Linked DNA regions of Mus musculus: region 2 is linked to region 1. Evidence: chromatin loops called from intact Hi-C (ENCODE). Cell type or tissue: left cerebral cortex. All regions are shown on one strand. Links, peaks and the distances in the headings refer to the core of each region. The heading gives the core; the rest is flanking DNA. Region 1 has its middle 50 kb from the start of Tfap2a. Region 2 overlaps Mak (male germ cell-associated kinase).

Region 1 (11,826 bases), core at 2,358-10,357:
TGGGGAGAAAGTACTTTGGGCACTGAGCAACAATATCACTTGCTCAATTTAAAGTTTTTTTTTAATGGACTCTTTATGGTGAAGTATATTTAACATAAAAGCTGTTATCGTCTTCTTTTAGACACAGCTGAGTGGTATTAAGGGTGTCAATACTGCCCTGACCATCATCATCTCCTTGCTTCTAAACCCAAACTCTGTACCCATGAGATGCTAACTTTTGCTCACCTGGGTACTCTCTGCCTCTATGATTCTGAAGCGTCTGTTTTGTTTGGGGACAGATTCTCATGTCCCAGGCTAGCCTCAACCTCACTATGTAGCCAAGGATGTCTTTGGACAGTCTTCCAGCCTCTGCATCCCAAGTGCTTGAATTACAGGGATGTGCTGCTATGTGTAGTTTTGAGTTTGTGCCTTTAAGACCTTTCATCCCATCCATTCCTTTCCAGAAGTCCCTGAAGAGAACACACAGCTGCTTTGTGGCACTCAGTCTTTGATGACTGGTGGTTCATCTCAAGACTTAGCTCCAGCACTCTTGCCTGTCACTAGCACAGGCCTGGGTGATGATGGTGGCCTCTTCAAGCTCCCAGTGACTGCCCTGTGCAGATCTTTTGCACAGTTTTGTTTCTTGGTCTTTATCATCGGGGATGGACTCTCCCTCCAAGAAGACCTGACACTCTGAACGGTCAGTTATAAGATGTCCTACAACTTAGCTTTTCCTGTGGCTCAGGAGAACAAAGCTTTAGCACTAACATTTACTATGGTGAAGATGACAGCGAGGACAGACTCATGCAGAATTAGATATTTAGCACACTTCAAAATCCAAAGTGGATCTCAGTAGCTTCTACAGTAAGACATTGGTTATTGATTGGGGGGAATGGATGAGTTGATTTTTCTCACTGTTGTATCAAATACCTGACAAGAAAGAGTATGTCAGCCGGGCGTGGTGGCTCACGCCTTTAATCCCAGCACTCGGGAGGCAGAGGCAGGCGGATTTCTGAGTTTGAGGCCAGCCTGGTCTACAAAGTGAGTTCCAGGACAGCCAGGGTTATACAGAGAAACCCTGTCTTGAAAAACAAACAAACAAACAAACCAAACAAAACCAAACAAAACAAAACAAAAAAGAGTATGTCTTAGTTAAGGTTTCCATTGTTGTGAAAAAAACACCATGACTATGACAACTCTTCTAAAGGTGAACATTTAACTGGGGCTGACTTACAGTTTCAGAGGTTTAGTCCATCATCATCATAGCAGGTAGCATGGCAGCATGCAGGCAGACATGATACTGGAGAAGGGGCAGAGAATTCTACATCTTGATTTGAAGGCAACCAGGAGAGACTGTCTTCCAGACAGCTAGGAGGAGGGTCTCAAAGCCCACTCCCAAAGTGACACACTTCCTCCAACAAGGCCACACCTCCTAATAGTGCTACTCCCTGGGCCAAGCATATTCAAACCACCACAGAGCATAAGAAAGCAAGGGCTTGCTTTAGTTCACAGTTTGAGGGGATGTGGCCCATCGCAGTTGGTACATGTTGTGGCAGGAGAGTGAGACAATTGGCCACACTGTACTCAGGAAGAAGGAAATGGATAGGAAGCATGGTGTGGCTAGCTTAATAAGACTGTCTTCCCAGTGACCGACTTCCTCTAGTTAGGTTCCACCTCTTTTCAAAGCAGCCACCTGCTGGGGACCATGCATTCAAACACTTGAGCCTTCAGGAGACATTTCACATTCAAACCACAGTGGGGAAACACAGTGCTTTAAGACAGTTGCTGGGTATTGCTCAACACACCAGCTTCCTTATCTAATATTAGCAGGGAAAGGACCAAGTCCTGCCTGCCCCTGCATCTCTGTTTAGTCCAGAGTCTGTCTGTGAGAACCTCTTTCCACTCTTGTATATGGGACTAGTAGGATAAAGAGATACACCTTCCTGGCCCCTGTCTTTTTCAAGCTTATTCCTTATGAATTTTTTTCCATTCTTAACAATTTCCATAAATATTATTCATCCCTCTTCCATACCATTCACTGAGGCAGGGTCTCTCAACCAAACCCAAAGTTCTTCAGTGTGGCTAACCATTTTAGCCTGGGAGGCCCTGGAGAGAGAAGAAGGGAAAGAAGGAAAAAGAGAGAAGGAGTTGTTGGTTTTTTTTGGGGGGGGTGTTTATTTACTTATTTATTTGAGATACAGTCTTTCTACCCAGCCCTGACTGTTCTGGAACCCTCTATGAGCCTGATGCCTCAGAGATCCACCTCCCTCTGCAACAAGATGTGCTCCCATTACCTTTCTGAAAGCAGTTGATATTTTTGAGGGATTCCAGACAGCGTGGCTGTCATTCCTCTTTATCACACACATTCTACTGTCCAGGAAAACTGAGAGCGGATCCAATTTCAACATCAGGGAGACATTGCTCCTCAGTGGCTCTGTGCCTTGTCTTTCATGGTCACCATCCATTTTCTCATACCTCATCCATTTACACTCAGCTGCACCCCTCATCCACTGCTTTCTCTTGCATCCACGAAAAGCAGCATGTTCCTCCTGAAACTAGGTCAGAGATTAACAATCCCACTTTCTAGTTTTCACTCAGCTCTTTACACACTCTTTTTAGTGTTGGGATTTAAGGTGTGTGATTTGAGAAAGATTATTTGAGGCAAGTCTTGCTCCATAGCCTGACTGGCTTCACACTTGTGTCTTTCTGTCTCCACTACCTGACCATATGGATTATAGGTGTGTAGCACTACACTCAGCTCCAAATATCTTTTAAAATGGTTATCACTGAAATAGTTAAATAGTTAAGACGCTAAAACCACTGCCTTACATCATATAGCAAGTTCTGAGAAGCGAAAGATCTTTTCTGAAAGTTGTAGAGGTATTAGGAAATATATACTAGAATTTTTTCTTATTATTTCCATGTGATGTGTGTATGCATGTGTGTATGTATGTTTGTGCAATGGGGCCCAGGAGGCGGGGCATGTATATGTAGATACCCAAGGCAGACATCTAGACTCTTCTTTAACTATTCTTCCTCCTAAGTCATTGAAGCAGGGGGTCTCAGTTAAACCTAGGGCTCATCTATATGGCTAGGTGGGCTAGCCAGTTTGACCTGGGAATTCCTTGCTTCTATGTTCTGAGGCTGGAACTCTACAGTGCACTGCGAGCATCCACCTAGCACTGCTGCAGGGTCTGGGATTCTAACTCCAGCACTCTGGCTCGTGCAACAAGCACTTTAACCTCTGAGCAATATTCTTAGCCTTTGTCATTTTTATAATCTGAACTTGGGCAAGCTTTAAGCAGGGAAAATAAATTCACAATAGCCAAAAAGAGGAAGAGGGCTTAGCTCAGAACTTTCTGAACAATGAAAGGCACAGTCTCTAATCTTAGGGACTGGTATCAAATGTTTGTAACATGAAGACTAGATGTGATAATAAGACAGTTATTTATAAGTCACTTGGGGGAGTCAATGTGGTCCTGAGTGCTTATATGTTATTGACAGGAACCCTGAGGCATGTGGGAACTATCAAAGGCTTCCCCAGGTCAAGTTCAGGGATTTGGCAAAGCCTTCTCCTGGTCCAAGGTAGATGTTGACTGAGCACACAGATAACTTCAATAGCAGCTTCCTCTTCCCAGACATTTACAGCCTGAGACAGTTCCCCATTGAGTCTTTCCATGGAGAGGAGCTAGCCCCTCCCTCTGTGTGTATATAGTGAACTGTCTAAGGTTCTTAGGTTTTTTGATGTATCTGTGTGCATGTATGTGTGCCTCTGTGTGTTTGTGTCTCTCTGTGTGTGTCTTTTCTTCATTCCAGTAGTGCCCCAGTTAGGTTTCCAGGACCAAGGTGTGCTGGACAAGGCAATGAAAACGATAAAACCACTAACATGGCTCTAAACACAGACGCTAATCCAATGGAAAGGTAAGCAAGAGATAGGAGTGGGTGGCTGACTAAAGCAACAAGACTTATAAACTAATGTAGACACATCACTGTGATGGGCAAAGTGAGAACAAAATGACATCAAGGTGACTATTTCGGAAGTAAAGTTAAGATTATAAAGTGTTGTACTTACTCTGCCTGACATTAGAGAGGCACGGTGCTCATGTGCTGTGAACAGCTTTGGAGAGGGCACTGGAGCAGTGTGGCAGTGTCTATCCTTATACTTCATACTTTCTGTACTTGTCTGGTCAATCCACTTGAAGGGTTGTCTACACTGGGGTGGAGAGATGGCTCAGCTGGTTGCTCTTCCAGAGGGCGGGGATTCAATTCCTTCCACCCACATGGCAGCTTACCACCATCTGAAACTATAGTTCAAGGGAAGGAGCTCTCAACTTGTGGGTCTCAACCCCTTGGTTCAGTGGGGGCATGGTGGGGGTGTCAAATGACCCTTTCACGGGGTTTCCTAAGACCATCTGAATTTCAGATATTTATACTACCCATTAACAGTGGCAAAATTACAGTTATGACGTTGCAATAAAAATAATTTTATGGTTGGGGAATACCACAACATGAGGAACTGTATTAAAGCATTAGGGATGTTGAGAGCCATGGTTCTCTTTCCTGGTCTCTGATGGCAACTGCATACAGATGGTACACAGACATGTAGGTAAAACTCATGTGCATAAAATCAAAATAAGTAAGAGGGAGAGGGTGGGAAGGAGGGAGAAAGAGAGAGGGAGAGAGCGGGAGAGACAGACAGAGAGAGAGAGAGAGAGAGAGAGAGAGAGAGGATATCTGTGCTTTTGGGATTCCTGGTTCGAAAAATGTATCCTACAAATGTATGCAGGAGCCTTGGGGACAAGGACCCAGGCATCTCTTCCTCACTGTTTAATAAGTACGCTCAAAGGTGCTAGTTAACTGGCCACCGAAGAATCTTGGCAGGACTCTATTTTATTTAGGGCTCTCCTCTTTCCCTGTGAAGGGACAATTGGCAAGTGTTTTCATACATTCACTTGCAAAGGTAAAACTATCATCAAATATTTGTTGAAGATAGACAGACCCCAGGAATGTCACCCAACACAAAATTATAAACTCACTTAAACATTATGAGACCCCCCCCCCCACTCCAGGACACATACCTTGTAACTCAATTGTAGGGTTTTTGAGCATAAATATTGTATATGACAATAACATGTCTAGGATTCAAGACTGGGTCTGGCCTTGAACTGAAGAGCCTTCTGCCTGTTAGGACATTGTCAAACTCTTCAGATATTTTCCCCACAACTGGGTAACTTACTCAGTCTAAATGGAAAAGCACAGGTTTGGTTTTGACAATTACTGCTTAATGCTTTTGTTTTGCAAAAACAGCTCTTTTTTTTTTTTCCTTAGTAGATGTCATTTGTGAAAGATTTCCTCCTAATGTCACAGGATTGCATAGGTAGTGATCTTTATAACGTGTGGGTGGGGCGGGGGGAGGTGGGTTCATGGGAAAAAAAGGGAGTGGGTAAAGGGGTAAAGGGGAGAAGGGGAGCAAGAGAAAGTGGGGAGAGGGAAAGAGGAGAGGGGAGGAGGAAGAAGAGGAAGGGGAGGGAGGGAGCGAGAAAGGCAGAAAGAGCAGTGATATGGTGCCATCTGCTGCTTAAATTATGAATTACAAGGATTTGAGTACTTGGGTTTGACCAGTTGGGCAGTCATTTCAGAACCCCATTAAGAACTATACTTTAGAAACATCAGAGGAAGACCCTGGCTGCTTGTTTCTGAAGGAAGGCCTAGTCACACTCCAGGACAATGCCTTGTTACTGTGGGTGGGCCCCCACTGGAGACCTATAGGGGTCCATCTCATGCCCCGATACAATGTGGACTTTGCATATGTCAGAATCAGCAAGCCCTACAGCTAGAGCCCAAGCTCAACTCCTTCACAGTGAGTCATTCCATCTGCACGCAAAGCACCGGATTCCATGTGAGCAACCCAGACGCTGCTACTGGAAGGCTCGTTGGTGACCTAGCATGGGTACTGCTGTGGTGGTGGACAGTGTGAGAGGTGATCTGAGAGATATCCCCACCAGTCAGATATCTCGGACTAGCTGGGTGTGGTGACTTTTCATCACAGCATTAGGAAGGTAGGGAGGGGCCAGAGAGCTGGATCTGGAGACAGACCTCACAGTGGGATCCTACAGCAGAAAGAAAAATCCCAAAGACAAAAATCATTTCAGAATGCATTAAGGACAGACTCAGGAAAGTTAACATTGCCTGGACAATGCTGTGCACACTTGGAGTGTGAAAGAGATCCGTGTGGGGAAAGTGATGGCAAAATACACACAACAGAAATGTCTTCATCATAATTAGTGTTAGGTGTACAGGTCTGTGATGGTTAAGTTCATTCACACGGTTGTGTAACTGCTACAGACCTCTTCATGTGACAGAGCCGAAAATTTGTCCCCATTGACCTCTCCTTCCTGCCCTCACAGCTCCTGGCAGCTAGTATTCCATTTGATTTCAATTATGGCTCTGTGAGTTCATTTCTTTATATATTTACTTGTGCATGTATGTTTGGAAAGCATGTGAGTGTGTGTGTGGGTGTGTGAAGTGGCAATTTCTGGTTTCTTTAGAGACTCAGTTGTGTCAGGTGATGCTATTCTGAAGACTGTCTTACGAGAGGGTGTTTTTGCTGAAGCACACACATGGGAAGATGTTTTACTAAGAACAGACACATGGTGTTTTTCTGGGGGCAGCCTGGAAAAACGGCACGTGATATTTTCCTAGAGTGGATGCTTGAGAGAACACGTGATGTTTGGAAAGGATATAAACATAGCCCAACAGACAGTGGACGATGCTGGGTGGCATTGGTACACCTTGCCATTCTTTGTTGGTCATCGTTGGGCTTTGCTGATGCTGGTCTTGAGCTGATGATGCTGGGTGCTATTGGTATGCCTTATCATTCTTTGTTAGTTATCATTTGTTGTGACTTCATAGAGGGAAACATACTGAAAAACTTCTGGTGGTGTTCCGGCAAGCCTTGCAATTTCTTCTGGATCAGCCTGCCGTTGCTGGTTCATAAACGGTATTTACAAATAGATTGGGCTGCCACTACTGATTCATGTGAACTAAACAACTGATATCCTGACAACACAGATTGGATTTGATCTAAAATATATTTCTAAACAGGTCCACATCCTCCTTCGCTTTATTAACGTTTCCTTTCCTCTGGTGGGTGGTGGACTAATAGGGATACTAAAACTTTTAAAAACCCTTATTAAAACTAGGTTTTTAAAAAAACTAAGCCTACACATGTGACAGTATGTGTGTGTGTGTGTGTGTGTGTGTGTGTGTGTGTGTGTGTGTGTGCGCGTATGCAAGTGTGTATGAAGAGACTTCAACAGAGATCCTATTGTCATCTGCCATTCTTTGCCATACTGCCTTCAAACTGGACCTTTCACTGTGGCAGTTTGATTGAGATGTCCCTCATAGTCTCCAGTGTTTGAATACCTGGTCCCCAGTTGCTGGTACTGTTTGGGGAGGCTTAGGAGGTGTGGTTTTGCTGGAGGAAGTGTATTACTGCGGTTGGGCATCGAGAGTTCAAAGCTTTGTGCCATTTCTAGTTTGTTTCCTCTGATACCTGATTTCAATTTTGAAGTTGGACTAAATGTATTTAGTATTATGCTATGTTTAGGTATGGCCCCTGTAGACTCACGTGTTTGAACAAGGTTTTAGGGGCCAGGAAGTAGAATGTGGTGATTTGAATGTGGTGAATGAGCTTGATACAGGGAGTGGCACTATTAGGAGGCGTGGCCTTGTTGGAGTAGGTGTGGCCTTGGAAGAAGTGTGTCACTTTGTGGGTGGGCTTTGAGACCCTCCTCCTAGCAGCCTGGATAAACTGCTCCTAGCTTCCTTTGGGTGAAGATGTAGAATTATCAGCTCCTCTTGGACTATGCCTACCTGGATGCTGCCATGCTCCTGTCTTGTTGATACTGGACTGAACCTCTGAACCTGTAAGCCAGCCCCACTTAAATGTTGTCCTTACAAGACTTGCCTTTGTTATGGTGTCTGTTCACAGCAGGGAAACCCGAACTAAGACAGACATGAGCTCAAAATAAACGAATGCTTCTGTAAGGTGGCCTCTCACAGTGTTTATTTCAGCAACAGAAAAGTAGCTAATGCATCCACTGAACCTGAAGCTCACTGTTTCAACAAGGCAGGCCAGCCAGGGAGCTCTCAGATCCACCTGTTTCCTCCTTATTGTTCTCTGTTTTAGATGTTTTTAATAGAAGCCATCTTAATATATGCGCGGTGGTATCTTAAATCCATAAGTCAGGGATAGACCCCATGTTGACTATTCTCAGTTGTCAACCAGATTCTGCAATGAACTACAGTCCAGAACTGCAGGACATACCTATGATCTGGAACTTGAGGCTGCAAGACACCACCTGCTTTTGATTGGGATCTTGTGGTACACCTTCTGCTGGAAGCCTATATAAAGACAATGGAAAAAGGAAGGGTTCGTTCTTTGCCTGCTTGCCTTTGCCTTGCTAGCACATCTATTCCTTCACTGGCATTGGAGCCTATTTCTTCAGGGTGCCAGTATAAATGGAAGACCAGCTGAGATACCCAGTCTCATGAGACTGAGCAAATACTAGATTGTTGGACTTTCTGTTCACAGCTGGCCATTGTTGGATTAAACTGGAATCTATAAGTCATTCCAATACATTATGTGCATATATATTATATAATATATAATAGGTACATATACCATGTATAATGTATATATACCATATATGTATAATGTATTGGAATGATTTATAGGCTCATATATATAATATACACACATACATTATATATAGTGTATATATATATTATATATAATGTGTATGTATATATACACACACATGTATATACATACATATACACACATATGTGTGTAATATATATATATGTATAGGGAAAGAGAGAGAGAGTCATTCTATAAGTTCTGTGACCTAGAGGACTCTGACTAACACAGACACTGACAGTTTAACAAAACTGGATACTTGTGGTTTGTGACAATAAGACATTATTCCAGCAGTTTGTGTCTTTCTTCAGAAAGGGAACTGTGACCACTGAGTCACCTCCTCGCCCTTGCTTATGTTTTTCTCTAGCAACATTTTTCACCTTTCAGAGTACAAGCCTTGTGCTTTCTTGGTTTGGTGCTAAGAATTATAATTAGCATTGAAGATGGAATTGTTCTCTTCATTTCTGGCATTCCCTCTCATGCTTTGGGGACATCACTGTGCACTTTGCAACATCCATGTTCTGGGCCAATAACATATTCCTTTATGTAATAATGTCAAATTTTGTCAAAAATCACACAATAGTTATGTTTTTTTGTTTATTATGGCTTTTCAGATAATGTGTTTAGATAAATTGATGAATAAATAAAGTTAAAGAGGCTTTCTATGGGTGGGTATCCAGTTTGTCTCAGTTGTGTGCTGTTGACCTGGCATCTCAGAGTGTTAAGAAACACTTGCTTTTTGGTAATGCCACCTGCTTTGACTTGAGAATAGAGGGAAAGTGATGCAGGCAGGGGCATTACTAGTGTTTGGCCATTGAGCTTGATGTCAAACCCACCTGCCATTCTGCAAGGCTGTTCTGTCACAGAGGGAGGCATCTAAGGAGACCCAGAGGATGTGACAGCCTGAGGGGTGAGCTAAGGTGTCTCCCGCTGAGTTATGAACTAACAGCAGCACACGAATACACACAACGATGACTTGCAAGGCTAACCCGCCTGCTCCTACTACAAAGGACAAAGCTCGATGCCACACCAACCCGTGCAGGTCTGTTGATATGGCCTCATCCCTCAAGGAGAATCAGATGGTGGGCTAGAGGTAAGTGGGCTGGTGATTGCTTTTTAGTCTTCTAGACATGTCAGTTCTGTGCTAATCTGCAACAGAGCCAGGTGACAGGACTGAGGAGCACTGCTTCTCATGTGGGGGAACCCTAGTAAGCCAGCACAGGTGTGACTAGAGGACACCTAAGAGTAGTGGTTCTCAACCTTCCTGATGCTGTAACCCTTCAATACAGTTTTTCATATTGTGGTGACTCCCAACCATAAAATTATTTTCATTAATACATCATAACTATAATTTTGCTACTGTTATGAATTGTAATATAAATATATGGTATGAAGGACATCTGATATCTGACCTCAAAACACAGGTTGAAAAACACTGGCTTAGAGAAACAAGTAAATGTGCACTTAGAAGTCTTTCTCAAGGTGTTCCAGCCCCTTCTTGCTAGAGCTCCTCTAGACCCAGCATGAGACACATAGTATTAGCTCTAGTCAAGTTTTGATAGAGTGTTTCCTATAATATAGATTAAGTAATATTTATGTTTTTTTAAAATTTCATTCAGGTATACAATGCATTTTGATCATCTCCAATTTAACCTTTCCATCTGTTACTCCTGTGGTGCCCCTCAATATTATCTTACTTCCAGCTTCATGATCTTTCTTTCTTACTTTTTATTTCATGATCTTTCTTTTTCATTGTTTATGTAGTAAACTGAGTCAAATTTGTGCTGCTCATGTACACATAGGTATGGGATCATCCACCGAGGCGTAGGCAACCAGCTAGTAACCACCTTCTTGCAAAAAGACTCTTTTCCAGTAGCCATCAACTGCCAATCACACCTCAGCTAGGGTTGAGGCCTTAAAAGCTCCTCCCCAATCCATGGTAGATTTTAACTGGCTTGATCTTTTACAGGTAATATGGAGGTAACCACCACGACTGAGGGTTCATGAGGACTATGGCCACACATCATGCCTAGAAGACAGCATTTCACAGTCTTCATTTCCCATCTTCCAGCTCTTAAATTGCATCTGTTTTTTCTTCATGATGTTCCAATAGCCTTAACAGTATCCTGTTAAGATATGTAAGAGTAGAGGTATGGAATGATATAGAGGTCCCCATATAAGGCTAAGCACTCATAATCACTTGTCTTCAGCTTAACTCATATTTTTTATGGCATGGATAATATTTTAATGTATTGCTATTTAAAAACTGAGATAGCTAACATTTATATAAATATCTGCTGTTTGGAAATAATATTTGAATGTTGATGCTGATTTAGCTAATTGAATACTCTGCTAATTTAGACCACATTAAGATTAATGACACAGCTATTTAATATGTCATATTGGCTAACTAATATTTGAAAAATAGGTATTTTTTTGAATAGCCTGTTGAGAAAAATGCACTGACCCTGGCTTAGAGCCATGTCACTCTCCTAGCTTGTGACGACTGAACCCCCTCATAAGGGATTAAAAAGCCCTCAAACCCCAAGTTTAGTCACACTGACTTCTGTCTCCCACTCTGCATATCTACTTGCAACCATCATTTTTCTCAGTATCTCAAAAATAAAAACTATCAAAGTTTTCTAAAAGGCTTGGCAGTTTTTTGGAGTCTCTGAATGATTACAGCATTCTTCAAATCTGCTTCTTCCAATGTGAGCGTTTCATCCAGAAACCTGAGGAAAGGAAGAGCTGTTGACAGGGCAAAAGGAGGGCTTCTCTGAGATCCTTGGTATTTTTCATTGAAGTCTTTGATGTGGCTCACCCTATGAGAAACATTAAATCTTTGGACAGTTCTTTCCCCATTGGCTAACCAGATCTGGATCCTGGTAATGGGCTCCAAGATGTTCAGTGAAACAGCAGACAAAGTACTTTTATTGTCAACTTCAACACTCTTTGCTTTAGAAACGATTCTTGGTGTAGCACTAGCTAGTCTGTGGCCCTGTCCTGAGAAGGGATGGAACACAGGCTTTGTAGACATACATACTTCATTTTTCTTATTTTCTACTTTAACATCCACCTCCTCTTTATCAAAAATTCCCCGTAATTCTGAAGGTAATTCCCCCTTTTTGATGGAGTTCAGAAAG
Region 2 (11,826 bases), core at 1,748-9,747, 260 kb before region 1:
AACAGGTAACCAGAGAGCAGAGATTGGGGAGCAGTTACCCTGAGAGGTATTAAAATCACCACAGCAACAGTCCTGGCATAGGAAGAAATCACAAGAGACTCTGCATAGCTACTTAAGAACTAAATCATTAAAACCAACAGCATGTATAAAGACTTTATATCATGATGAGGAAACTGTAGCCATGAAGCAGCATAAGGGGCCAGTGAGATGGCTCAGCAAGCTTAGGGTACTTGGGGATGCCCCCAAGGTCAAGCCCTAGAACCCACATGGAGTTGTTATAATTTGGCTAGAGAAAAAAAAAATCTCCATTTGTTCACCTTGCCTGTAGCAATATTACAAGTTAGTTTATTTCAAAAAAGGATGAGACAAAACCCAGAGACAGTGCACGACTGGATTTAGCCGAGTGCTTCTTTTATGTGTACTTCATTCTCAGACTTTCTCCTGGGAAGTTTGTCTTCTGCCCACAGGTCCTCAGCTTTGTACAACCTGGTATCCTACAGAGATCCTACATGCTTGGCACTTGTCAATGCAGGTTAGCATGACTGAGGCCACAGGTTCAATACCCAGAACTCCCCATCAAGAAGACCACTGATAATAGTGATCGGTTTGCCCTATATTAAGGATGCACACAATTTCAACTTGGAAACGTTCTGATTAGCTACGCATTAACGTAAGGTGACCTTCTGTATGGTGTTTCCATACTTTTCCAGGCACTGAAACACCCATATTTCCAAGTCGGTCAGGTACTGGGCTCTTCTGCACACCATCTGGATACAAAACAGACTTTACACAAGCAGCTGCAGCCTCTGGAGCCAAAGCCATCTTCCTCTGAACGGGATCCTAAGCCTTTGCCAAACATACTTGATCAGCCTGCCGGGCAGCCCCAGCCAAAACAGGGCCACCAACCACTGCAGACCATTCAGCCACCACAGAACACAGTGACTCACCCACCCCCAAAGCAGCAGGGTCACCAGAAACCACCACAAACCATGTTTCCAAGTATCATCAAAACCATCCCAGTGGTGAGTAGCCAAGCCGATGCTTTAGATGACACGGACTGGTGCACTCTGGGTAAGTAGTGGCCGAGACTCGCCCATCAGGTTGCCGGTGCAGGTCTAACAATGGAGTCTGTGTGGCGCTTGTCCCAGGTCAAAGCCCCTGCTTTCTTTGGTTGACGTTGGTTTGGTAAGAGATGAGGTAATATTTTAAGATGATGAGCAGAAACTTCCAGAATAAAGGAGTAACATCCGTATGCCGCAGGTGTCATTGAAGAATTCCCAGTAGGAATTGGACACTCTAGAGTACCAATCCTAAATACTAAGGATTTTCCCAAAAATTCCACACTGGTTTTCACTGATAATAAACACAAACACACTGGAAATATTATTTTAATGTAATTTAAATTTTTTGAGATTATATTATCACATTATTTTCTCCTTATGGAACTTCTCTCCCTTCAAAGCTCCTTGCTCTTTTGTCTTTTTCTTTAATTATAGGTGTGTGTGTGTGTGCGCGCGCGCACGCACACACGTTCCCCAATTCAACCTGTGTAGTCTGTAGGATGTTACTCTATGTGTATGTTTTCAGGGTGGACTATTGATTGGTTTTGAATTTTTCCCACACAGTTCCTTTCAAACACTGCATCTACTTCCCAATCCATTCCCAAAGACTCTTCCCATCTTTGTATGCCTCGACCCCCCCAAACCAACTCCCACTAATACCAAGCCCAACCTTGCTCTTGCCTAACATTTCCCCCTTCTACTGGAGAGCAAGCTCTGAGAAGTCAAAAATATATCTGTTTGGTTTATCACCATAACTCCAGAATCTAGAAGGTGTCTGCCATGGGGTGGATTTTTAATATTTGCTGGATAAATGAATGGCCTCCAGGGTCCAGAAGAGTCTTCATCCAGCTCTGAATATTAGAGACTGTGGCTTTCTATAGTATGTGACAGAAGGGAGAGTATGGGTTCTATGCCGTGTAACAGAAAGGAGAATCTGGTCTCTAAGACATGTAGCAGAAAGGAGGGTGTGGTCTCTACAAGTATTTCAAAACAGCCCTTGTACAATCTCTGGGTAAAACGCCCCCAACTCCGTTATATGCTCTGCAAGTAACTTGTTCTGACAGGCCACTAATTTTCCTCCTAATTCTTCTGGCCACTCGGGATGATACTACCTGAACGAGAGACAGACAGCACACACCAGGGAGGGCAAAGCAGAATGAATGGCTTCCCAAACCAAAAAGGCCACTCTCCTCCCTTCAGAAGGCCATTGGAGGCTGGCGTACACTGAGGGGAAAAGAAAGGAAAGGAAATGCGTAGTTACTGAACACTGTTCATATTTATTAAGAACTGCCCACTGTGTTCAGACTGGGTGTACTCACCAAGTTATGGGACCTAATATCTAGACCTCATCTTTCTTTATATAGCCAACATATTCCAGAACGGGGATGGGTGTGCTAGCCATGAAATTTTCTGAGTCTGTTTTGATATAAACGTCTCCGCAGATCACATAGTCTATGCTTTTACCTGCCTATTCCATCTCTAAGGTTCAAAGGGTTAAAGGTCTCCTGTTACCTGGCAAATTTTTTAATTCTTGAACGCTGGCTTTCTCTCCTGGGTCTAACAATCCTGACACCTGTGGGTTTATTTAGTTGTATGTTTTTATTCCTATATCTTCATGATAAACAGAAAAAAAGCAGGGTGATCTTGGGCAGCAGCTAGAACCTTCTAGATTGGCATTGATATGCTGGTCACTCATAAATTATTAGCTATGCACTGATCCACTTCCACTGGCCTCTGATCATTGCATTGTTGGGGGTATCATGAAAACCATGACACTGGTTTGACTGGTGCTCGCATGGACTACCTACCACATCACATGGAGTCATAGATATGAGAAATGATGGCTTATATGAGCTACCAACCCCCCAAATCTTTGCCCTTGTTCTATGATAAAGTATTGACACAGAGTACAAATGTTTGCTTTGTATTTCAAAGGCATTACTTGTTATCTGCCTGCTCCCCTCCTGGTCTTCCCAAACTTGCAGGATCATTCAAGGTACTGGCATGGCTCAGCAGGGATCGCATTCAGTTTCGTGCTAAAGGGCAGTCCAGCTGAGGAAGGCCCACACTTAGCCAAACGTCATCTTCTGCTGACTCCGTGCATCCAGAGCATTGGTTCTTATTCATCCCATGCTTAATTCTGTTTGTCAAAAGTGTTTCTCCTGACAGAGTATATGACGGTGCAGAGGTTGGCAGGTGTCTTTTCTTGCCATTGCCATCCAGTGTCAGCAGCTCTGTGCATGCCTAAGCTGTTCTTCCTCCATCCTCAAGTCCACAGCACAGCTGGCCATCCTTCCAAGCTCTGTTCCTCATTGTGAACTGCTTTTATGTACTTCAGTTCACATGCCTATACCACCTTCTCATCAGCTTATAGGAAACCAGCTCACAGTCTATCCTACGCCTCGGCTTCTTCCTTGTTCCTTATTCCTGTTAATAGGGATGCTGTTCTATGACAATTAGACTTAAATCTTAAAATTCATAGTACATGTGGGTTTCTTTTTTCCATGGGGAAGGGTATTCGTGTGGAGTTTCCAGGGCAACCCACAGGAACCCCGTTCTCTCTTCCCATCCTGCGATCCCTGGAATGGAACTTGGGATGTCAGGATTTTCAACCCAGCCAGCCATTTCAGAGGCCCAACCTTTAAAGTCATTGATGCCCTTTCCTTCTTTGTGTCTGCTGGAATAACATTCAGTAATGACAGAAGCCTGACCCCTGTGGCTTAAACAATAGAATATTTCATCACAAACGGGAAGCCCTGGCGGTCACCTCAGAGCGTTGGACCTTCTCACTGAATAAGCCCTCTTCAGCATGCAGCTGAAGATACCAGGGTGTCTCTGTCTTCTAGTGCCATCCCCTCCACAGTGGCTTTTATGCATTGGCTATAAGGTGGCATGTGCACTTTAGAGAGGAAAGCTTGAAAGACACAGGGACATGCCAACCTCAGTGTCCTCCATAAGGCTATTTCCACTTGAGGGCAGCAAGGCTCACAGCCAAGTCTCAGTTTTCTAGATTCTACCTATGAGGGGCCAACCCAGAACCTCGGACCGCAAGTACCCGGTGCTGGTTAGTTTTAACTGTCAGTATGACATAACAGAGTCACCTGGAATGGAGTCTCCATGGGCGACTGCCTAGAGCCAGTAAGTAGGCTTTCAGGTATGTCCGTAGAGAATTACCTTCAGCAATTTCATTCAGTACCAACACTGAATGGTACTAGTCTTTGGGTTTGAGTCCTGTACAATATTTTAAAAAGAGAATGGGAGCTGAGCAGCCTGTAGGCGTGCATGTATTTATTCGCTTTCTATTCTTGGCTGTGGAGGTAGCTAGCTGCTTCAAGTTCTCCCTGCCTTTTCCTCTGTTTGGGGGTGGGGGTGGGGGTGGGGGAGGAAGTACTGGGTAGCTGGGTCAGATCTAGGCTCTTGTACATGCTACCTCTGTGCCCCATCACTAACCTATGTCCCCAGCCTCTTCACAGTACCTCATCTATGTTAACATATGTTTAGATACACAAATGGTAACCATCCCTCTACAGTTAACAGTATTCTGTATATTAGCGTGTGGAACACGTTTGTTGCCCGTGAACAAAAGCCACACTAGTCGGCTAGAGCATCTAGGTTCTTGTAAGTGCGTTCTATGATGTCCATCCAATGACAGTTACCTATGGATGCATTGCTCAGAACGTGTCCTGTCATTAAGTAACACCTGACTGTAAAGGGAACTTACTGCCTGATGTAATTGCTCGAGGGAATCTTAGGTAATTTAAGACTTTGGTGGCTGACTTTGTTTTTCACCACAGAATTCAGTCAGCACCCTGGGCCATAAGGGAGCCCGGAGACGGTGGGGTCAGACAGTCTTCAAGTCTGGAGACAGCTGTGACGACATTGAGGACGACTTAGGAGCCTCCCACTCCAAGAAGCCAAGCATGGAAGCCTGCAAGGAGAAGAAGAAGGAGTCTCCATTTCGGTGAGGTTGCACATTCACCAGGGAAATGTGTTTTGCTGCCCATCCCCTTTACTTCACCCATTAAATACAATGACAAGGATCAGTTATTTCTTCTATAAAACCCAGAAATCTTTATGCATACCCCAAGAAAGTAGTGACGTGTGTAGAGCAAAGTACTTATTCAGTCTTTATATTGCTCCTTGTCTTATTGCTGCTGTTGTTGTTTTTGAGACATTGTCTAGCTATGCTGCCCAGGTAGGTCTCAAACTTGTAGGCTGGAGTAGTCCTCCCTCACTGTCTCCTGAGTGGCTGGGACCACAGGACACGCCAGTCACACCCAACTCACTCTCGTGAGTTGTGGTCACCACCAGTCCTGCCTGCAGTTTGCATCCCTGCATGTAGAATGCAGCCCATCATATACAAAGCTAGTGGTTTTCTCTGATGGCATTAAAAGTTAATTACTAGGTCGCTGCCTATTCAAACATTTGAAAGTCATTTTTCGGAACCTGTCCTGGAAAGTTCAGCGTCCAGCGACGCCTTGTTCTCGGGAGTCCGGCCATCAGCAGCATACCGCTGTGACCATCAGCAGCATATCGCTGTGACCATCAGCAGCATTCCGCTGTGGCCATCAGCAGCATTCCGCTGTGGCCATCAGCATATCGCTGTGGCCATCAGCAGCATTCCGCTGTGACTGCTCTGAACAGGATGAGCTAAGTCTTGTTGACCATCTTGGGAGCATACTTTGATTTACTTTCCTCCCTGGAACAGAAGAGGAGTAAGAAGCGTAGTCAGGTCACAAGTCTAGGGGACATTGTCATTGTGTAGTGCAGACGACTTCCCGTTACAGATTGTATACCCAATGATAAAAAACAAAAACAAAAACTAACAAGAGCACACAAGGGTGGGCCATTCCCTCTAAAGACACGTAGAGCCTGCCCGGGGTGCACATGGGTGTGTCACTCTCAGTCTCTAGCTCTACCCAGTGTAGTCACAAACATTCTCTTCCCTCCAGCATTTGACCTTAGGAAGAACCGCATTCAATCCCACACTACTCCGCCATGCTAGGTCTTGAGTGGTCCTTGGATATACTTCTGAGGTGCTAAACATGGAGGACGTGAGAACCCTGACATGGGAAACTCCAGAGGCTCTGTTGGCGCTCTCTCCGCATCCTTCCTCTAAGGAGCAAACCTATAGGACATATTGCTGACACCTAGAGTCCCAGCTAACTTGGAGTCTGAGAAAGATACAAACGTTTAAGACCAGCCAGGATTATACAGTTGATATCTGGTCTCAAAAAAGAAACAAAACAACCAAAAACCCACCCCACAAAATCAGAACAAAACAATAGACAACAATAAAACAAAACAAATAAACAAACAAACAGACAAACAAAAAAACCCAGGCATGGTGACACTTGCCTATAATTCCAAAACTTAGGAAATGGGACAAGGGGATCAGAGATCAGGACTTCAAGGCCACTTACATACATAGTGTGTTCAAAAAGCCACATCCTAAAATAATAACAGCTACAATACCAAGAAATATACACACACAGAGTCTCCATGTAGCCCACAATGTAATTTCAGCTACTTCAGAGGATTAAGGACCCACAAGTTCAGTACCAACCTGGGCAACTTAAGGGGCATCTTTTCTCTGAATGAAAAAGGAGCTGGAGGTGTGGCTTCGTGTAGAATGTTTCTCTTGTATGTCCAGGAGCCTGGCTCAGTCCTCAGGGAGAGAAGTGGGTGGACGGCAGGCCCTGAGTAGAACTTCTATGATTGGGCCCTGAGTAGAACTTCCATGATTGGTAAAACTACAGCACAATAAGAGGAAGGGCAAGAAGCCAGAAATGGTGGCCCATCCCCAGTGAAAACTGCTGCCTGTATCAAGCGCTACCCCAGAGTGGGCAGCCAGAGTCCTGCCCAAAAGAGCCTTCTTAGATAGAAATGACTTTAGCAACAGGTAGAGATGGCTATGGCTGCGGTCCAGTCCTCCAGCATTGTGAATCCATGACTGCAGCAATGCCAGGAGAGGCAAATTGGATTACAGACCCATAAACTGCTATAGAGGTTCTGTCACAACCTGTCTAATGTCAGAAATGACTTGATGTGCTGGCAGGGATATGGTAGACGTTATCATTTAGCAATCCCAACAACAAAAGGACTCATGGTTTTCCATCCACTTGTTTGAATCACCGAAGGAGATGGGGTGGGGGACAAGTGATTTTCCTGCATTGATTGGTGCTTTGTGTTGGCCTCCAAGGTTTCCAGATTCAGGACTCCCAGTCTCCAATCACTTTAAGGGGGAAAATAGGAATTTACATGCATCTGTTTCCTTAAAATCTGATCCAAACTTGTCAACTGCTTCAACGGCTAAGCAGTACTATTTGAAACAATCAAGATACCTTCCAGGTACGTAAAGAAGATTTACCACTGCATCCCAATAATGAGAAGGGGGGAGCAGGGGGACTGGGAATTCTGGGCCAGTCTGAACCATTTGATACCCTGGTTCAAGACAACAAACGTTTGCTGCTAACCAGAGTATTGCTAGGGCAGAGTAAAGGGCCTTGGTATCTATAAAATAGGGCAACGAGGAAGGAAAAAACAGAGTCCCAGGATTCTTTAGCAGCTGTGCCTGTTGCCATAGGATGATACTTCTGCTTCCCCAAAGCCTGGCCAAAGATGTGGTTTATTACGTGCTCAATTTTATTAAAGCAACTGGGCACCCTATTACAAGTATAAATTTATATATAGTTTCCTAAATGGCGTGCTGTATGGATTTATTTACAAGCTTCTGGTGGCTGGAAAGAACAGGCTAGAGACTCAAATAGACAATGAGGCTGCTCAAGGTGTTATTGTGTGTGTCTAGAATAGAGGCAGCAGAGGTAGAAGTAGGTATGCTGCAGATGTGATGGCGGACAGTGTGCCTTGCTGAGAGGTGAGCCTAGGTGAAGATTCGGAAGGAGAGGAACTAGTGGGTTTGCACGAAGGTGGAAGTCAGATGTAGACACTGATGAGTCGAGAGAGGAGGGTTGAGGAGGGGATGGTGGTGAAGGAAGTGAGAGGAACTGGAAGGAAGAATGGAGGTTTCTGCCTTAGAATGGAGCATGCTGGGAATCTTTAGGCACCAGCAGCTTCGTAAAGCTTGGCGCTGAACCTGTGAGCACCTCAGGCTGACAGCAAGAGTATGGAGGTGACAGCCGTGCCAGAACACAGACCCACGGTGAATACTGCTGAAAACAGTAAAAAGAACATTTGAATGACTGAAGTTTAGCAAACTGGTATTTCATTTGTCCCGTGTACGAAAGGGTCCCTGTCCTCTGATGGAGCTCAGCCACCCCCATTTTCATGGGTCCACTTCCCAATATGGCTTTTAAGGATCTCTGTCAAGCCGTCAGCCCTAATAGACTCCACAGGTTACTTCACCTGGGTAGTATGGCTGTAAATGAGATTTGAAAACTGGACTCGAAGTGGCAAAAGAATTTTTTCTGACTAAACCTGAGCCTGGATCTTCCCTCAAGCTGGATGAGGCTGGGCTAAGTTGAGGCATTTGGGCAAACATTTATTGATTATGGGTTATGAACCAGCAACTCTGAATTAGCAAACAATGAATACAAGAGAAAGGTGTTGTTGCTGCTTATCTTGACTCATGATTTTTTGTTTAGTTTTTAATATGGGGGTTCTCCATGTAGCCCCCCAACTGTCCTGAAACTTCCTCTGTAGACCATGCCAGCCTCACACTCAAGAGATCCACCTGCCTCTGTCTCCTGAGTGCTGGGGTTAAATTCATGCTATGCCTGACTTCCATAACTATTCTTATAATTGAATATCATAGGACTAAGAAAGAATAATACATGGAAAGCCTACTTTTTAACCCTAAAGCCAAGTATATGAGAAGTCTTAGATCAACCCTCAGGATTATAGGGATCATATGGATACCATATGTTTGCAAGAAAGCCAGACATTATACAAGGATTAATAGATCTATAGCAATGGCCTTCAGGGAAAGAGATGCAAGTGTTGTAGGCGTGACCTGCCACAGATCAGCATATGCACTTACAGTCAGGCCTTGAGGGTCTGTGTATTGCTCATAATGGGACCAAGGTCACCTGACCCACCCTATAAGCCTTAAGCACTTAATTACTGCAAGGTATCGGCTGCAGATAAAGATGTAGTGAGAACCACTAACAGCCGCTCAGTCTCTCGGTGGTGCCTTCTGGTCTCACCCTAAAACCAGGACTCCATTCAGGAACCAGTGTCACCACTGCTGGACATCAGAACTACTCGTTCCACAGCACTTTACAAATCGTGCTCAGTGGAACCACCTCTCTCCCATCTGAGCCCTCGCCATCCTCCTTGCTGCCCTTTGAAATTCCCGCGTTAGCCCCTTTGGCTCCATTTTAACAATGACCACAGAGCCTGCTCCCCACTCCCACCTGGCCACTCTGGTCTTGCTGAGTCTGTGGTGTGTATCTCTTAGCTCCCTCCCCGTTTAAGTCCTCGGGTGACACTGATGTCACCCAGGAGCACACCACCAAACCTGGTTGTGATCATGGTTTAGCTTAAAATTGGTTTTCTTCCTACTGTGATGTTTTCGAGTGTGTGTCCATATGCACGCAGAGATCAGGGGATTGCTTGTGGGTTTTATCCCTCCACCATGGGGATGAAATTCAGATCTCCAGATTTACTCGGCAAGCACTTATCCACTGAGCCATCTCTCTGGCCCCAAATTGTTTGTTTGTTTGTTTGTTTGTTTGTTTGTTTTCAAGAGAAAGACTCCGTTGCTTCTGTTATTGACCATATTTTTCTAAGCCATTTGGCACTACTAAATATCCAATGAATTATAAGTGTCACCCCTCTGTATTAGATCGAAAGAGCCAAAAGAGCGGAACTGGTCTGTCATGTTCTCCACCCTCCCTCATGCACTGGCACATGGTACATACACAGTCAGTGTTTGCTAACTAACTTCTTAAAAACATCACAGAGGCGAGAAATTGGTATGTAACAATGTATAGTATTACATGTCAAACTGCATGTCTGCCTCTCCCTAGTTGGCAAATGATGTCCAATCGAGGCTCATCCACTCATAATTTACAATTCTAGGATGGACCTGTTTCCTAGAATATTTGTCTTAGGAACTTGAATTAAAATAGTTACCTTCAATTGTGGATATATTCACTTTAGGGAAAATACCTGCCCAGGGCTAGTGAAGTCATGGAGGAGAACCTAAAAATCCCCACTTTTCTAAACCAGCATTATCTCTAATTACACTCTGCGTGTTTGTCCTTATACCCCCAGATAAATGTGCCGTCCTCAAGGAAACTTCTCTTTGCAAAGACAGAGACCATTGTAAAAAATTACAGAAAGCCACATCCAATCAAAATTCACAGATGTGAAGCCCAGTTCCAGTGGCTACATCTACAACACAACTCCCACACCTAAAGCTCAGGAGACATTGTGGAAGAGGGGGCGGAAAGACTAAGAGGCAGAGGACCAAGGGGTTTGCCATGAGACTGTCTCTCCTAGGAATGTCAGAAGCTACACCCATAAAGTCTCACCAGCATGAGCTGCCTAATCATGAGCTGATTAAAGCCATCCACAGACATGCCAAAAGTGGGTTAGGGGGTCAGGCAGACATGGCAAAAGTGGGTCAGGGGGTCAGGCAGACATGGCAAAAGTGGGTCAGGGGGTCAGGCAGACATGGCAAAAGTGGGTCAGGGGGTCAGGCAGACAACCTTGAGGCCTCAACCAAAGAACTAAGGCGACTGAGGATTGTTGAGAGGGGAGAAATGGCCTTCTTCAGGGACAAGTACACCAACTGGTTACACCATACCAAATGATCAGGCCCACATACATACATAGGAGTAACAGTATGCAGCCTGAGAGAGAGGAACACACACATGTACACGTGTACATATGTACATGCAACAATTAACAATGAGAAAGAGGTCATGAATTTGAAAGAGTAAAGGAGGGAATATTGGAGGATTTGAATTGAAAGAAACCATTCCATTATATACCACACACACACACCAAACACACACACACACAATTCCATTATATACCACACACACACACAATTCTATTATATACCACACACACACACCAAACACACACACACACTATATACCACACACACACACACACACACACAATTCCATTATATACCACACACACACACAATTCTATTATATACCACACACACACACCAAACACACACACAATTCCATTATATACCACACACACACACAATTCTATTATATACCACACACACACACCAAACACACACACAAACACAATTCCATTATATACCACACACATACACAATTCCATTATATACCACACACACAATTCCATTATATACCACACACAATTCCATTATATACCACACACACACACACACACACACACACAGAATTCCATTATAATACTGAAAATAAAAGGAAAACAAACAAACAAAAACATGGGTTTTTCCCCCTGAAATCTAGAGTAAAGTTCTAGATGACTCAAGGTATCCTATAAGGTATAAAATGCAGTTTAATCAGAGTGCCATTTTTTTTTGTTAAAATATTTAAATATATAAGTAGAAGGGTTTTTTTTGTTTGTTTGTTTTTGGTTTCTCTTTATAGCCATAGGTGTCCTGGAATTTCTTTGTAGACCAGTTTAGCCCAAAACTTACAGTGATCTACCTGCCTGTGCCACCCAAGTTCTGCCTTTATAATATATGCCTGCCTTTATAAATAGAAAAACTTTAAGACCCAAAAAATACCCATTTAAGATAGTTGCCATGGCTGCACTAACCAAATAATTAGACTATTCATAAGCC

What was found. Peaks named below come from ENCODE experiments on the same cell type or tissue, not always from the same donor. Only the 100,000 strongest peaks of a DNase experiment are listed, where the experiment ranks them.
Region 2: a loop joins it to region 1, with 3 times the contacts of the local background. A loop is called at or near these places in 8 of 42 quality-filtered maps.

Annotation. Positions count from the first base shown.
Region 1 is chr13:40,778,297-40,790,122 of GRCm38, reverse strand. It overlaps the pseudogene Gm6245. Among named protein-coding and RNA genes, the nearest start is that of Tfap2a, 50 kb to the right of the region's middle. In left cerebral cortex, for the core only: a CTCF peak has its summit at 5,563 (motif pointing left); a DNase peak (open chromatin) is centred at 5,564.
Region 2 is chr13:41,035,215-41,047,040 of GRCm38, reverse strand. It overlaps Mak (male germ cell-associated kinase), which reads left to right. Exons shown (of 13, transcript NM_008547.2): 8 at 711-1,022; 9 at 4,856-5,022; 10 at 7,264-7,412. Among named protein-coding and RNA genes, the nearest start is that of Tmem14c, 25 kb to the right of the region's middle. In left cerebral cortex, for the core only: no CTCF peak of the experiment used is centred there; DNase peaks (open chromatin) are centred at 4,324, 4,640 and 4,850.